Linked DNA regions of Mus musculus: region 1 is linked to region 2. Evidence: chromatin loops called from intact Hi-C (ENCODE). Cell type or tissue: gastrocnemius. All regions are shown on one strand.

Region 1 (8,000 bases), 130 kb before region 2:
ATAGGACTGACTGGGTGACAAAGGGAATCTTTCCCCAGCAGTAATCCCCTCACCTACCCAGCCTGGGCAGTTTTGTTTTGTTTTGTTTTGTTTTGTTTTGTTTTGTTTTACTTTCAGAGGCTGGGAGCTTTTGAGGTCTCCTGGTTGAAAAGAGGACATAAGCCATGAAAGAAGGAGGTTTAAAATTGCTTATATAATACCCAGATGACATTAACCTATATGGTTGTTTCCTCCAGGGTGAGCCCATTAGATGTATATCTCTTTAAGATTGCCTGTGTATAAATTTTTAATTATCACCTCTGTGTGATTACGTTTAAGCCAACTTTTGTTACAGATTTTTAAATCATATCCAACAAACTTACAAATCTTGAGGTACAGAAAGTTCACACAACAGTTTTTATGACTCTTGAAATAAGGTTTTTATCTTAGGAAAAGTTTTAGGCAGTTAGAGGAAACAAAAAGTCCAAATTTCTTTGGCCATTCTGGTTTTTCCTCCCCTGTCACAAAATTAAGTGGCTATCCTGACATACTACAGAAAAATTTTTTGGAACAAACTTTTAAACAGACATGCCTGAACCTGGTGGTTGGGTAGGGTGGGGAGCCATGCCCAACTTCAGAATCAGATTTTCAATAAAGCAGAGTAGAATAAAATAATATTTCAATATTATCTATACCCCAAAGTGAATTTAGTGACAGGGGACGGGACCAGTACAATGAGAAATGGCAGTAGCAGAGGTAGTCAGAGCTTTAGCAAGAGTCCTAACTATAGACAGAGGACATTGCTGGAGGGTGCATAAAGAAGTACCAGTGAGGACTATGTGTACTGTTGTAGCTGTGCCTGCTCCCACATTCTTTTCCTTCCTTGCTAGGTCCAGCTCCCATGTCTGCCTGTAACTGGGAAAGATGAAGGGATGGAGATAGCAAAAATGAACTGAATAGACACAGAACTTACCCTCTAAACACAGGGCACAGGTTGTACAATGGACAGAAACAGCAAGAAACAATAAACAGAACCGGGCCGTGCTGGTGCATGCCTTTAATCCCAGCACTCGGGAGGCAGAGGCAGGCGGATTTCTGAGTTCGAGGCCAGCCTGGTCTACAAAGTGAGTTCCAGGACAGCCAGAGCTATACAGAGAAACACTGTCTCGAAAAACAAAAAACAAAAAACAAAAACAACAACAACAACAAAAGCCATGGCCAATTGCTGGGCGGAAGGTATAGGCAGGACTTCCAGGTCCCTAGAGGCAGGCAGGGAGTTGTGAGGAAGGAGAACGGAGTTCACCATGCTTTGGAGAGCGAAGAACCAGGCAACCGTGTGAGGTCTCGGGAGGAGCTGGGACCTTGTGGTCACTACTACAGTTGGGTGGCCAGGGAGTTTAGCAACTGAAGTTTAGGGCAGGAGGGAGAGATGGAGATAAGAAACTGGTAAGAGCATGCTTTTCTAGGCAGGAGATAATAACACCTAGCAATTGTGCCAAGAAGGCAAGTTGAAAAGAAACAGTAGCGCGTGCATGTACGTGTGCGCATGTGTGTGTGTGTGTGTGTGTGTGTGTGTGTGTGCGTGTGTGTTTTATCCATGGATTCATGGAAGCCGGGTGGGGGCTGGTAGCACAGTCACTTCCTGGAGCAAAGGTGGGTAGAGCAAAAACCACATGCAACACAGGGTGCCAATATTCATATGAACAATGTGTCCTCTTGATAGTGCCCTGGACAAGGAGTTCATATGTTGTGTGAGATACCTCATTGTCTCTAGATGGTCTAGAAAGAATTGTGACTTATAAAAGTCAACTGTCATAGAAAGAACCCCAGCTGACAGAATCAGGACCAGATGTCATCGAAATAACTGTAACTTACCCAAGGAGTACTCCCAGACAGGTGCTTGCTGGTTTCTCTTGATGTGGCTGTTAGCTGTGGCAGTCTGCCAAACTGAAGGTGAATCCCTGGTCCTTAGAATGTCCCCAAAGTGTGCTCTCTCTGGGGAGTGGTTGACTCAGAGCAAAGGGTCTAGCTTCTAAATTTGAGTTGGAGTCCTTCAGTTGTGCCATGGGATGTTTTTCTGGAATCTCTTATGGGAGGATGTTTTGCTAAGAACAGACACATAATGTTTTTCTGGAGTCAGCCTGGAAAGAGGGAACATGATGTGTTGCTAGAACAGACGCTTGAGAGAACACGTGATGTTTGGAAAGGATATAAATGTGGTCCAATGGCCAGTGGATGATTCTGGATGGTATTGGTACACCTTGCCATTCTTTGCTGGTCATTGCTGGGCATTGCTGCTGCTGGCCTTTGCTGATGATGCTGGGAGGTATTGATACGCCTTACCATTCTTTGTTGTTTATTGTTTGCTGTGACTTCATAGAGAGAAATGCACCAAAAAACTACTGGTGGTGTTCCTGTGACTTCTTGCCACTTCCGAGGAGTCAGCTGATTGTCAGAGCCTTGCGATTTCTTCTGGATCGACCCACCATTGCTGATTTATGGATGGTGTTTGTGAGTTCTGCCATTGCTGATTCGTGAATGGTGTTTGTGAGTTCTGCCATTGCTGATTCCTAGATGGTGTTTGTGAGTGGACAGAGCTGCTGCTGCTGATTTGTGTGAATTGAACTGCCGATATCCTGACAGCACAGACTGAATTTGCTTCAAAGAAATATTCCAGATCCACATCCTCTTGTGCTCTGTTAACCTTTTCTTTCCACTACCTCTTCTGGGTGGTGGGCTAGAAGGGGCATCAAAGCATCTAAGAACCATTAATAAAAGTAGGTTTTGGGCTGGAGAGATGGCTCAGTGGTTAAGATCACTGACTGTTCTTCTGAAGGTCCTGAGTTCAAATCCCAGCAACCACATGGTGACTCACGACCATCCATAATGAGATCTGATGGCCTCTTCTGGGGTGTCTGAAGACAGCTACTGTGTACTGACATATAATCAATCAATCAATCAATCAATCAATCAATCAATCAATCTTTGGGCTAGAGCAAGCGGGGCCAGAGTGAAGTGCAGTGGGAGTGAGCAGGGAGTGAGAGAGGAGAAAAAAAGTGTCTCAAGACAGCTACAGTATATTTACATATAATAAATAAATCTTTTTTTTTTAATGTAGGTTTTGAAAAATCTCAGCCTACAGGCGTTCAAATGTTAATCCTAAAGACTTGAGTTAAAAGACCACTAGCAGAAAGTATGGCTAAATCAAAGCAGGCTTTACTGTGCCCACCAGAGATCTGGAAGAGGCTTTCTCTCCTCATAGGAAGAAGTTCAAGAGACCAGCCTTGAGCCAATTTCTCATACCTTCTTAATATGGCAAAATGACAAGGTAGGGGTCTTTTCAGGTACAAGTGGATCAGCTAGGAAAGCCCCTCCTTGTACAATGAGTACAGACCATTCCCAAGGAATTGGTTTACAACTGAGCTTTGGGTCAGTCTCCAGAAAACCGAAACTTAACATAACTGCAGACTTAAAATGGCTTCTGATATAGACTCGCCACATCTGCCTGTGTGCCACCATGCTTCCTACCATGACAGTGATGGACTAAACTGTGAACTGTCAGCCAATCCCACTTCTACGTCTTCTTCCATAAGAGTTGCTGTGGTCATGGTGTCTCTTCACAGCAATAAAACCCTAACTAAGACAGCCAGTGAGCAAGAGCAGGCTAGCCCCTCAGAAAGACTCTTGTAGTGAAGCTGAGAGGTAAAGTGTGTTTTAAATACAAACGTCACACAGATCACAATAGCATCAGTCTTAGAGGAGAGGCAAAGCAACCTTGCAACCTCTGTTTCCACAGAACACAGCAGTTATTTAAGAGACACCATGGCAGCTAATTTTTATTTATATCTTTACCAGTTTCCGTTTGTTTAGTCTGTACAAAGATTAATTATGTTGGTTAATACCTCTGAATCACGGACAAATGTGTATCATCCCAAATGTGCTGCTAAGGGTGTTAAGGGTGGGGTGGGGGCTGAGAAGTATTTAAGCAGACACAAGATGGTGTTACTTTACTCCAGTGACCATTCATGATGAAATAGTTATAGGCCCAGTCTTGGAAATCTCATTTGCCATTTCTCTCTCTGATGGGTTGGTCCTGGAACCCCAAGTTCAGTGAAGGAATGAAGAAAGGACCATTGCAGAAACACATACAGAAAAGCTGGATAGAGATGGGTGTGTACATTCTCAAGGAGTGGCACCCTCTACTACCACCCTGCAAACCTCAACTTGATCATTACGTTCAGCACAGGAGAGGATTGGTTAGTCTCCACAGGAGGTCTCTGAAGGCCAGCAGCCTCAGGCTGCAAACATCGGGGAGGAGGAGGAAGCTGCAGTCACTAGGCTTTGTATATACTGATCAGTCATCCTTAAACACTGATGCTGGACTGGAGGAAATGAGACATTGCCTGGCCCATATGGGGGATGGCTTTGGTCTTTGTCATGGCTGTAACCATGGCAGCAACACACATTCACTCACGGTTTCACTCTTTCAGGGTTTCCACTGCATCCTACTCTTGCAGAGCTAACCACAGCTACTGTGAGTGTGTTAGCACAAAGAGCATGCCAAGTCCACAAGGTAATATTTTCCAGCCTTCCTCTCCAACTTCCCTCCCAGGTCTGTCTGTCTCTCTCTCTCTGTCTCCCTCCCTCCCTCCCTCCCTCCCTTCCTCCCTCCTTCCTTCTTTCCTAAGATTTACATTTTACTCTGTTTTTTTTGGGGGGGGGCGGGGCGGGGGGTTCGAGACAGGGTTTCTCTGTGTAGCCCTGGCTGTCCTGGAACTCACTTTGTAGACCAGGCTGGCCTTGAACTCAGAAATCCACCCGCCTCTGCCTTCCGCGTGCTGGGATTAAAGGTGTGCGCCGGCCTTGTTTTTAACTTTCATTTCATGTATACCTGTGTTTTTCCAAAGTATTTTTGCCTATATTGCTTATGTGTGCTTCATGTCCAGAGTGGCCACTAGAGGGCACCAGATCCCTTGGAAATGTAGTTATAGAACGTTTAGAAAGTTGTGAGCCACCATAGAGGTTCTTAGGAACTGAACTCAGGTCTTCTGGAAAAGCAGCCGGTGCTTTTAAGTGCTGAGCCATCTCTCTCCAGTTCCAGGTCTTATATCTTTCTGCCGACTGTTATGTGATATTCCCTAAGCCTTCGGTGGGGCTGGGTAGGCAATTTAGAGGTCTTGATTCAGGCTAAGATCTTTAGTCATGTGTCTCAGCACTTTGAGGAGTTATGAATCTTATATTACTGCTGCTCCTTGACAACAACAACAAAAACAACAACAATAATAATAATAATAATAGGACAAAAACTTCTCCGATGAAAGTGGAGAGCAACAATAATCTAACAGTGATAAGCACAGAGACGTAGAAGATAATTTGTTCAGCACAGCATGTCCATTTAACACATGTCTATTTAACACAACAGTAGCAGTGGGCTCCCTGCTAGGGCAGAGGGATTCCTCCCCCACCCCCCCCACCCCCATGACTTTTTGCCTAGGTATACAGTTGCAGGAGAGAATTCCTTTTTGTGTATCTGGACTCAAATCCAATCAGAAAGTGGTTGGCTATTCCTGTAAAAGTCACGACACCGTGGCACATTTAGTGGGTACAGATGACTGGCAGCGTCCACTCCTGGGATTGTTGTGTATTTTAATAGTCATTTCAGGACAAAGTTAGATACACAAAGCAGCTGACTTTTTAACCCATGGAATCTAAATTCATTTATTTTGACCTTGAAAGTTATGTAAATGCCTTTCTGAAAATATCATTTACTAAGAATTCAGAATTAAAGATAGTAACACAGTTATAGACAGCACTACAGCTTTAAGGCTATAAAGGCAAGCTGGCAATGATGGGTCAAGAAGAGGGAAGGAGGCCTACAGAGTTTCCCTTAACTGAAGCCATTAACTTCACATGAGCGAGTAAAGAACAGCAGACGCCTTTAGCAAGTACATGGTCAAGATGATAATAATACTCTTGTCCTTAAAACAAGAAAGAAAACATCTTTAGAAAGCCATTAAGCAGGGACAGTAGGACCAGATCACAGGGAGGCCGTTACTAATGGATTTCAAGTCTAGAATGTGCTGCCTGTGATCCTCTGGAAGAGCCTCAAGCACTCCTGAGGGCTCCTACACTCCCTCTGCCCACTTCCATGCAATGTCCTCAGAGTCTAGGAGGGAGAGATGTCGTTGGTCCTGATGAGGGCTGAGTACTCAGCCGCTGCTTTCTCAGGTCTGTGTTTCTGGCTGTTTTCTTGGAGGCAAGATAGACTTTTTTGTTTTGGTTTGGTTTGGTTTTGGTTTTTCGAGACAGGGTTTCTCTGGTTTCTCTGTGTAGCCCTGGCTGTCCTGGAACTCACTTTGTAGACCAGGCTGGCCTCAAACTCAGAAATCCGCCTGCCTCTGCCTCCCGAGTGCTGGGATTAAAGGAGTGTGCCACCATGCCCAGCTGCAAGATAGAGTTTTAAGAGACTGTACATGATGGTGACATCCCAGGCAGGGCACAGTGTCCACACGATGCAGGAATGACAGACAGTGCCTTACTTTATTTTCTGATGATTTGATTTTTCTCTTTCTTTCTTTCTTTCTTTCTTTCTTTCTTTCTTTCTTTCTTTTTTCTTTTTGGCAGGGTCTCACCATAAGGCCCTGCTGGTCTCGAGCTTACAGAGATTTGCCTGCCTCTCCCTCCTGAAGTGATGGGATTAAAGGTGTGTTTTTACCATATTCCATGATAAAATATTCTGGAAATATATATTTCATTATAAAGAGTTGCAAATAAAAGAAAGAAAGACAGACAGACAGACAGACAGACAGACAGAAAGAAAGAAAGAAAGAAAGAAAGAAAGAAAGAAAGAAAGAAAGAGGTATCGTTCTGTAGACCAGGCTAGCCTGGTATTTACTACGCTCTCCAGGCTGGCCTCAATTCTCTTTCCTCAGTTTTCCAAGTGTTGGGATTATAGGCATGAGCCACCACACTCTGTTCCAACCTAAGAATTTGAAAGAGATCCCAAGTCCTGGGCTATAGAACAAGATCTTGGCATAAGCACGAGAATTTGAGAGGGCATATGACATAGGGTGTGCTGGATAGTTTTATATCAACTTGATACAAGCTAGAGTCATCTGAAAGGAAGGAGCCTCAGTTGAGAAAATGCCTCCATAAGATCCAGCTGTAGGACATTCTCTTAATGAGTGATTGAAGCAGGATGGCCCAGCCCATTGTGTGTGGTGGTGGTCCTGGGTTGGCAGTCCTAGGCTCTGTAAGAAATCCGGCTGAGCAAGCCATGGGGAGCAAGCCAGTGAGCAGCTCTCCTCTATGGCCTCTGCATCAGCTCCTGCCTCCAGGTTCCTGCCCTGTGAGTTCCTGTCCTGCCTTCCTTCAAAGATGAACAGTGATATGAAAGTGTGAGCCAACGAAACACTCCCCCCGCCCCAACTTGGTTTTTAGTCATGGTGTTTCATCACAGCAATAGAAACCCTAAGACAGGTTGGTACCAGAGTAGTGGGGTATGGGTGTGACAGATCTGACCATGTTTTTTGGAGGATCGTAGAAGGACTTTGAACCTTTGGCCTAGAAAGCCACTGGGTGTTGAGAGCTCAGTGGCTGTCCTGTATGAACGTAGAAGATAAGAATGTTGAGAGCTGTGTAGATGGAGACCTGGCTTGTGAGATTTCGGAAGGAAACAAAGACTTTACTGGGCCCTTTGTGAGAAGAATGGGTGGTGTCTGGTCAGCTGATTATGAAGAACTGGCTGTGATTAACAAGAGGACCAGAGGCACTAAAGCAAAACCTCTGTCTTACGGGGACGATTGGTGCTGCTTAGCTAGAACTGGGGGAATTGGTGGTGGTTAAGTAGAGACCAGCACTGTTAGGGTGACATCTTCTGGACAGTGTTTCCAGTGAGCCAGCACACAGTAGGTGTGCTTAATACATGGCCAAGGCTGTATCTTGTGCTGGCTGCTGAGTTTGGTAACATATGAGTTACCCAAACGGTACTGATTTGGAAGGCACGGAGAGGTCAGCTAGGA
Region 2 (8,000 bases):
GAGGGCCTGGCTTCCTCTTCCTGCCCTAGGCCAACACCTTCTTCCTCCAGAGGCCTGCTGCAGCCCAACGTACCCTCACCTCCCTGTCTAGACCTGCAGGAAAGTATCTGGAACCCAGAGCTCAGAGGCTCAGCATAGCAAGTCTCAGGAAGGAGGCTTCTGCTTGCCCTGCCATTTCTTGCTGGACGGAGTCCCATCTCCCTATCCTTCTTAACTCCAAGCACTGCCTTCACGTGTGTGACTCCGTAATCTACTCTAACATTTACATTTTAAAAAGATGTCTTCTACAAAAAAAAAAAAGTCCTGCTGATATAAAAAGTCCAGCAATGAGATTGCAAGACAGTTGCTTTCATCTGTAGTAGGTCTTTAAGGATGTTTAATAGAACTCTGTGGAGGCTGAGTTCTTACCTATCTGTGATGTCTACTGTCAGCACAGGCCCCGCCTCTCTTCCTTACTAGTGTGGTCCCTCTTCCAGCCAAAATGATGACATATTTATCACATATGCCAGAATCCCTTTTCCATCCTGACACCAGCCACCTCCAGAGATAGAGCCTTGCCTCCTCCCCTTCTTAGAGAGTGAGACAGACAGGGTCATCCTATGTAGCCCGAGCTGGCATGAACTGACAACTCCTCTGCCTCTGCCTGCTGTCTGGTGAGATTACAGGCAGATATCACAACACCCTGCATCATATTCTTTCCCTAAAACAAGTATTGTGTTACTAAAAGAGATTCGCACTACCCACACTTGAGAGATAGTTACTAATTCACACTGTTCACACTGTGGCAAAGGTGAGAAAGACTGGGGGGGTGGGGGGCAGAAGCTTCCTGGCAGGGGACCTCCTTTTCCTTTTCTCCCTTACTGTCCATGAAATAGGTAACATACCAACATCCTAGTAAGATTTGAGGGAGGTGCATCTCAGAAATTGGTGTGAAAAACCAGGCATCCTGTTTATAAGTCACAGACGAATCTGTAGAACTCCTTGTAATAATCAGTCCTCCTACTGAGCTAAAGTCTTTGCTATGGGGAGGCACCTGCAGGAACTCAGTGCAGGAAGAGAACTTGACTGTATTTTGATTTGGGGACAAAGGAGCTTCTCTTATCTCTAGTATTCTGTATCTCTCCTATATTTAATTTAAGTGAAATCCTACAGAATCCCACTCCCTGTGACCTTTACTGCCTGGAAGTCAATGTAAAGAGTAAGGGAGGCTGGGAACACTCCCTTCTTTTCACCCTGAGAGGCTGGGATAATACAGTCTTCCTCTAACAATCTCTTCCTCTTCCTCTTCCTCTTCCTCTTCCTCTTCCTCTTCTTCTTCCTCTTCTTCTTCTTCTTCTTCTTCTTCTTCTTCTTCTTCTTCTTCTTCTTCTTCTTCTTCCTTCTCCTTCTCCTCCTCCTCCTCCTCCTCCTGCTCCTCCTCCTCCTCCTCCTCCTCCTCCTCCTCCTCCTCCTTCATTTTATGTATGTGAGTATACCATTGCTCTCTTCAGACACACCAGAAGAGGGCATCAGACCCCATTGCAGATGGTTGTGAGCCACCATGTGGTTGCTGGGAATTGAACTCAGTATGTCTGGAAGAGCAGTCAGGGCTCTTAATCACTGAGCCATCTCTTCAGCCCTACAGTTTTCTTCATATACACAAGTTTTCTTCATATACACAACAAGTTTTCTTCATGTACACAACTCGAGCATACACACGCACACGCACATGCACACACACACATACACACACACAAGTACAGTGTAGCTGGCATTGGTTCTTGAAGAGGTTCCCAGTATTTTTATCTCTTTCTGGTGTTCTGGACTTGTTCCCAGAATACAGTGTTTTCAGTTGTTGGATGTTTTATCAGTGGGATAAGATCCTCTAAAGGTCTCCTTCTGAAAAGAATGAAATGCTAGTTGTTAAGAGAAAAGGATAAGAACAATGTTGTTTTGCCCCGACCCCTCCCTACCCCAGTGCCCAATTATCGTGTGTTCACTCAGAGTAAATAGGTCTCCATCAATGAGCAGAAGTAATGAGAGCTCCCATTCATGAGCAAGCCAGGATGAATGTCTTTCCCAGGGGGTGGCAGCAACAAAGCAGGGAGAGAGACAAACAAAGCCAGGTGGAAAATTAGTATTTATGTGAGTCAGAAGCTACAAGATCCAGGGCTAGACAGGAAAGAAGCTAGCAAGAGTGCATTTTGTGACTAGCGGCTGGTCTGTTTAATTATGGTATATAATCATTGAATATTATATACATTATGTATATATGTTATATGTTGTATATTATATATTATATATTTTCCCAGACAACAGCTGAGCTCTTCTCACACCTCTTCCCAACCCTCAGTGGCAGGACTCAATTTATTAAGCATTATTTAGATTATACCTAGCAAATTCACAAATGTGGTCCAGGTCGAAGCTATTTTGGGTAATCACCCATCGATATTCTGCATGTGAAGATGCGGGTGGCTCTTTTAAATGAGGCCAGCTGAACCACTTTGTCTTAAATGAGTCCTGATAGAAAGCGAGTTTTTTTTTTTCCCTCCCTTCTAGGTTTTAATTAGTCTTTAAAGGTGGCCATTTATTCTGCTCTAGTCCCTGGAAACCCTATTTAATCAGCACTCGCAAGCTTCGGAACCCCCACAGTTACCTCATTAATGAAGCTGGTGCCCTGCTGCTCTGAAGCCAGACCCACACATACTGATTAAAAGAAGAAAATGTGCCCACTCTTCATAGAGTCCAGGGTTGAAGTCAACCTCGAACGAGCCTTCTCTTCTCCTTAAGATTAGTGATGCCCATGCAGGTGGGATTCATTTGGTAGGGTGCTTGCCTCTCGTGCACAAGCCATTGGTTCCATCTTCAGCACTGCGTAACCCAGACACCGTGAACAACTGTAACCGCTCCCCAGTGTCTGAGAGGTAGAAACAGGAAGATCAGAGGTTCAAGCTCTTCCAGATGCGTAAGAAAGTCAAGGCTAGCCTGTGCTACTTGGGCCTGTTTCAAAAGCAATAACAGGAAAAGATAGAAGAAATAAAAAATAAGACAAACCAATGTAATAATAATAATAATATCAATAATAATTCCAAGAGTGAATTGAGACATCCAGGGAGCAGGTCCCACAGAGGTGGTTTTCTCTGGTGGTCAGACCCCTTGGTTTTCTGTTGCTTTGCTGGGCTTGCTTTGCTGCCACCCTCAGGATAAGGGTGGAAAGACACCTGCTCCTGGCCAGGGTGAGACTCCACAAGTAGCTCTGCAGGTGGGTAGAGTGTCCTTACACAGCCCATGTTCAGCCCACTAAGCATCGATGGAAGACTTTCTCAGTTCTGGGGCCTTGAGCCCTTTCCTGAATGACAGCCTGTCCCCAGAGCTTGCTGTTCAGAGGCTCTTCTGTCCTGTGGTTCACATTTTCTCTTGGGCTTATGCTCAAACTCTCCTCTAGCTCCTTAGATCTCAGGAGAGACAAGGCTCTTTTCCAACAGGGCCCAGCCTACTGTTGTGAGGCTGAAATTGAGTGTCGAATAGGTGTTTCACACCGGACTGCCTCTGTCTGCAGCACACCTCTGTGTAATACAGCATACCCACAGAGTGGCCTGATCACAGCACTACTGTCTTTTTCCTCTCTGCCTGCCCTTTCATCCCCTTACCCTTAGACTAGGTAAAGCTTAGGAAACGCACAAAGGACAATAGAGGCCTCCAAAGCTTACCTCTTTCTCTACAGATGAGCTGAGGGGCTGATACTATTTTTAGGGGCTTCTCGTAGCTAGTCAGTGACACTAGAGGTGACTATGGCCTGTGCCTACACTGCTCACTTATCTTAGCAGCCTGATCAATTAGACCATTGCTACAGCAATCTGACTGATCATTACGGTTGTACTGCACGACACGAGGTGCCAGGCACAAGGGGAAATGGGTCATCCCATCTTCCCGGAGAATAGAAGCCTGCTGCCTCTGTTTCTGCAGCAGGGCCTCTTCCAAGCTGGTTTCTTCAAATCCCAGTTTCCTTCTGACCTGCTTCAGAGTTAGTCTAGTCCCAGGGCCCTCGATCCGAAGTAACATTGTAAAGACAGCCTGGTTGTTTAGTGTGTGCCACACCGCTTTAAAGCTTATTGAAGTTTCTTGGACCTTCCCTTAGGGCCATTCTAGAAGCATCTCATTGAGGTGTCCCCAAAATCGGTGTTGACATTGGTAAGGGGGTAAGTATTTGAGTGACACTGAGCCAGACAATTCCAGTTCATGGGTAACCCACTGCACACCTCCTGCTTCTGTCCAACAGTCCACTCCGTGGATTCCTAAGGAGTCGTGGTCCAAAGTCACTTAGTGCTTAGTTGCGAGTGGTTTATTGAACCAACTGTTACCCGGATTCTGCTAATGAGCAAAGGCCGTGCGGACACCAGCACCAGTCAGACAGAGACTGGACATCATCTGGGGCATCAAGGCGTTGTTTCAGTTACTTTTACTCAGTCAACCAACATTGATTAGTCATGAGAATCTGTGTTAAGGAGTAAGATGCAATGACGATATGATGAGGTCAGCTCAGGCATTCTGTTGGACCTTCCATTCCGGAAGAGCATGCGTGCGTGCAATTAAAGCAATGATCGAGAACATTGTGTGACATTGGCAAAGTACTAAAGGGGAAAATAAGGAGAGCCTGCTTTTACTACAGTGGCCCTGTTTAAGCTGAGACCAAAAGGAGAGCGAGGGGATCAGATGAAGAATATACTGTATGCACAGAGTTCCTGCGGCAGGGAAGGTTGGCGTCAGGGTTTGAGAACCTTCCCAGCATCCTTTGCGCCTCTCCTTCCCAGTTGGACCACACAGAAAACCCCTCAGGGATGAAACAGACATTTTGGCTTTTCGGTATATGACAGATAATTGTTTGTATCTCTGTCTTTCAGAAATGGTTTAAGCAGCGCCTGGCAGAGTGGCGGCGGTCAGAAGGCTTGCCTTCGGAATGCAGATCTGTTACGGACTAGGGAGCCAGGCCCTTGAGCTTGCTCTTGGAACTCCATCTCTTCTTCCTTCCCTCGGCTTACCCAGGCTGTTTTGATGTTTCAGTGCAGTGTTGAATGTCTCATTGTTTTGCTGTCCTGCTATTTAACACAATGTGTTTTTTTTTTTTATGTATATAACTAAAAAAAAAAAAATCCAAAATAACAGGGAGCTAAATGCAGTTCTGTGTAAAGTGATGGCTTGGCTGGGGGCAGGGGTGTGGCTTGCCTTTGGATTTTAATGAAAGATGATGTGGGAACCGTCTTCGTTTGCCCTTGGCCATCACCTTCCAGTAGTAATTCATATGGACCATCCCCTTCAGAGCTGCCTGGCTTCTATTGAAAAGATAACAGAACAGGCAGGGGAACACCTCCTGAGTTCACTTCCCTGTGCTCCCTCCTTCTGCTTCACTAAACACACTGGTGGTTGAATGAGAACGTGGGTGTATTTGAGTCATTCAAATTATATATATATATATATATATATATATATATATATATATATGAATGAATGAACAGTTCCTTCCCTTACAGCTGTGTTACCTTGGAAAGCAACCTAGTATAGCAGCTATGGATTCCAAGGGGCAGAAAAGCAAGTAGCTAAGGAAAAAAAAAGTTACAGAGTCTAGAATTTACCTTATTTAAATGAACTTGTTAAATTTATTTTGCTGAATAAAATGAACTGCTTTTGTGTTAAAAATTATATTCTAAATTAAAAAAAACGTTAAGTTGAAAATTCATGGAGTCTTTTTTTTTCTCGTTCTTTCTGTAGCTGAATAGGAGTTTATGAAGAAAGGAGGGCTGAAAGGTCCCCCATTTTTCAAATCTCCCAAGTGTGGTCCAGGATCTGCCCCATCAGCATTAGCTATAAGCTTGTAAGACATGCAGACTCTCAGGCCATAGGCCTGACCTGCAGACTCAAGGATATGCATTTCTCACAAGCTCCTCCCTTCCCGCAAGAGCCACACTGTTTCCTGGCTCGCCCACCCCGTGACTGTCTCAGCATGTGAATGTCTTAAGAGTGGTTACGTGTTCTATCACACAGAAGAGTAACTCGGTTGCGATGGATAGGAGATGTTTATTTACTTGGCTTTTAAAGAGGCAGCAGCTGATCTCAGTGTGGAAGCACACACTGTACTTTAATCCCAGCATTCCGGGAGGCAGAAGCAGATGGAGCTCTGAGTTCGAGGTGAGTTTCGTGACAGCCAGGGCTACACAGAGAAACCCTGTCTTGAAAAACAAAACAAAACAAACAAAGGCATCAGCTCACCATCCGGTTGGCAATTCTGGGCAGTTAGAGTAACTCCAGAAAGTCACTGGTCTGTCTGTCTGTACACTTTGCTACCATTGGTTGGTTGATTGGTTTTGAGACAGGCTCACTATGTGGCCCAAGGTGGCCTTGAACTAATATCCTCCTGCCCTCCATCCCCCAAGAGCTAGGCTTTCTGGCAACTTCCTCCTGTATCTCATTGGCTGAAGTGGGTCACATGACCAGCAGAATCCGGGTTGTGAAGGTAAGAAAACAGGAAAGGATGGAGATCGGAAAGACCCTTTGAAATTCACACTAGACCATCCAAGTGTGATGCTGCGCACACTTCTGAACTCTCACCTACCGTGCTGGCTCAGCCTTCCCAGGTCTTTAAAATAGAGCCCATGAGTAGAACACCAAGAATCACTGCTAATACAAATGTTTACAAGATCCTATTAAACATCCTCAGCCAGCTTCCTCTTCCTCTACCTTAAAGCAGTCCCTCTGTAAACAAATACACTAGGAACCGCAAATACACCACGAGCCTAAACAGAATGCCCTGGCGTCTGGCGCATTGCCCTGTATCCTAAGTTCTGAGCAGCCATCAGCATCCAGGCTAAACTCTGACATCTTTTTGGAAAACAAGGGCAAAAGCAGGGACAAAGCAGGAGTGGAGACATGACAGAGAATATATGGAGAACAAGTTTTCTTTTTCAACGCATTCTCCTAGATGCTGTCTGCTCACGGTGGGAGGAGGAGGAGGAGGACTGCCAAGAGCACTGCGGGGCAGCAGACATTGCTCAGACCTGCCCAAGGGCAGTGAAAGGGATTTCAATAAGGTCTAAGATTGGGTCAGAAATCAGTTTGTGCTTATGTATTTGGGGGGGGGGGTCACTGTCCTCTTGTGAACCTCACAATATAACTTTCAGGAGTTGGTTCTCTTCTTTCACCATTTAAGGAACTCAGGTCATTGGTTTGGATGTAGTCACCTTAACCTTTTAGGCCAGCGCACTGGCCGAAGGTCAGAAATCTCTCAAGCACATCGGAGCCATGCTGCAGGCAAGAGCAACTCAGGACCAGAAATACTAATCAAAGTATGTCTTGCGAGGTAGAAGGACCACCACTCAAGCATCCAGAGTCCTTGGATAGCACATGCCGGGAAGCAACAAGATCCTTTCAGAAGTAAATTTGTTGCAAGGTCCAATCAACTTGAGTTGGCCTTTTTTTCCCTTAAACTAAAGTGTAAAAACACTACACGTTAAAAAAAAAAAAAAAAAGCTTTGTGAATAAGCAACTATTATCATCCCTACAAGTCCTAGAGAAGATCGGGGACGGCTTGTTTTGCTACATGAGGTCTGATGAGAGGTCAGAGTGTGGAAGGCTGGGAGGAGTTGAAGAAACAATTTCACATTTCTTGATTAAAAAGAGTCACATGCAGCAGGCACTGTCCTTTGCCTTGAACAAGTAACACTGACTTCAGAAACAAAGATAGCAAAAAACAGCAATACAAGCCAGGATCCCACCACCCAGAGGGAACCTCTTATTAATCTTAATGTTTTAGTGCAATATATGGGAGGGGGTCGTTTAATGACATACACGGAGCTGTACTAGAAGCAATGCAGTTCAACCCTTCCTTTGTCCTGAGAGAGTGAAGAGATTCTTCCTAAGGGGTGGGGGTTGGGGGAAGGAGATTGGCTCTTGTGTAGAGAAAACATCTTGATGTAGTAGGGAACTGTCGGGAGGAGGAAGGAGTGAGGAGAAGGAGGAAGAGAAGAGGA

Evidence for each region. Hi-C counts contacts between places; a loop is a spot of excess contacts. Peaks named below come from ENCODE experiments on the same cell type or tissue, not always from the same donor. Only the 100,000 strongest peaks of a DNase experiment are listed, where the experiment ranks them.
Region 1: a loop joins it to region 2, with 10 times the contacts of the local background. A loop is called at or near these places in 17 of 42 quality-filtered maps.

What each region holds. Positions count from the first base shown.
Region 1 is chr5:77,214,381-77,222,380 of GRCm38, reverse strand. It overlaps a transcript of Spink2 not described here. Among named protein-coding and RNA genes, the nearest start is that of Spink2, 6.9 kb to the right of the region's middle. In gastrocnemius, a CTCF peak has its summit at 4,936 (motif pointing right); a DNase peak (open chromatin) is centred at 4,937.
Region 2 is chr5:77,084,697-77,092,696 of GRCm38, reverse strand. Hopx (HOP homeobox) reads left to right here. Exons shown (of 3, transcript NM_001159900.1): 3 at 4,881-5,711. The coding sequence ends at 4,958. It overlaps LOC115490297 (a small nucleolar RNA gene), which reads right to left and starts at 969; the gene lies at 866-969. In gastrocnemius, a CTCF peak has its summit at 3,179 (motif pointing left); DNase peaks (open chromatin) are centred at 3,182 and 6,976; H3K4me3 peaks cover 146 bases; H3K27ac peaks cover 352 bases.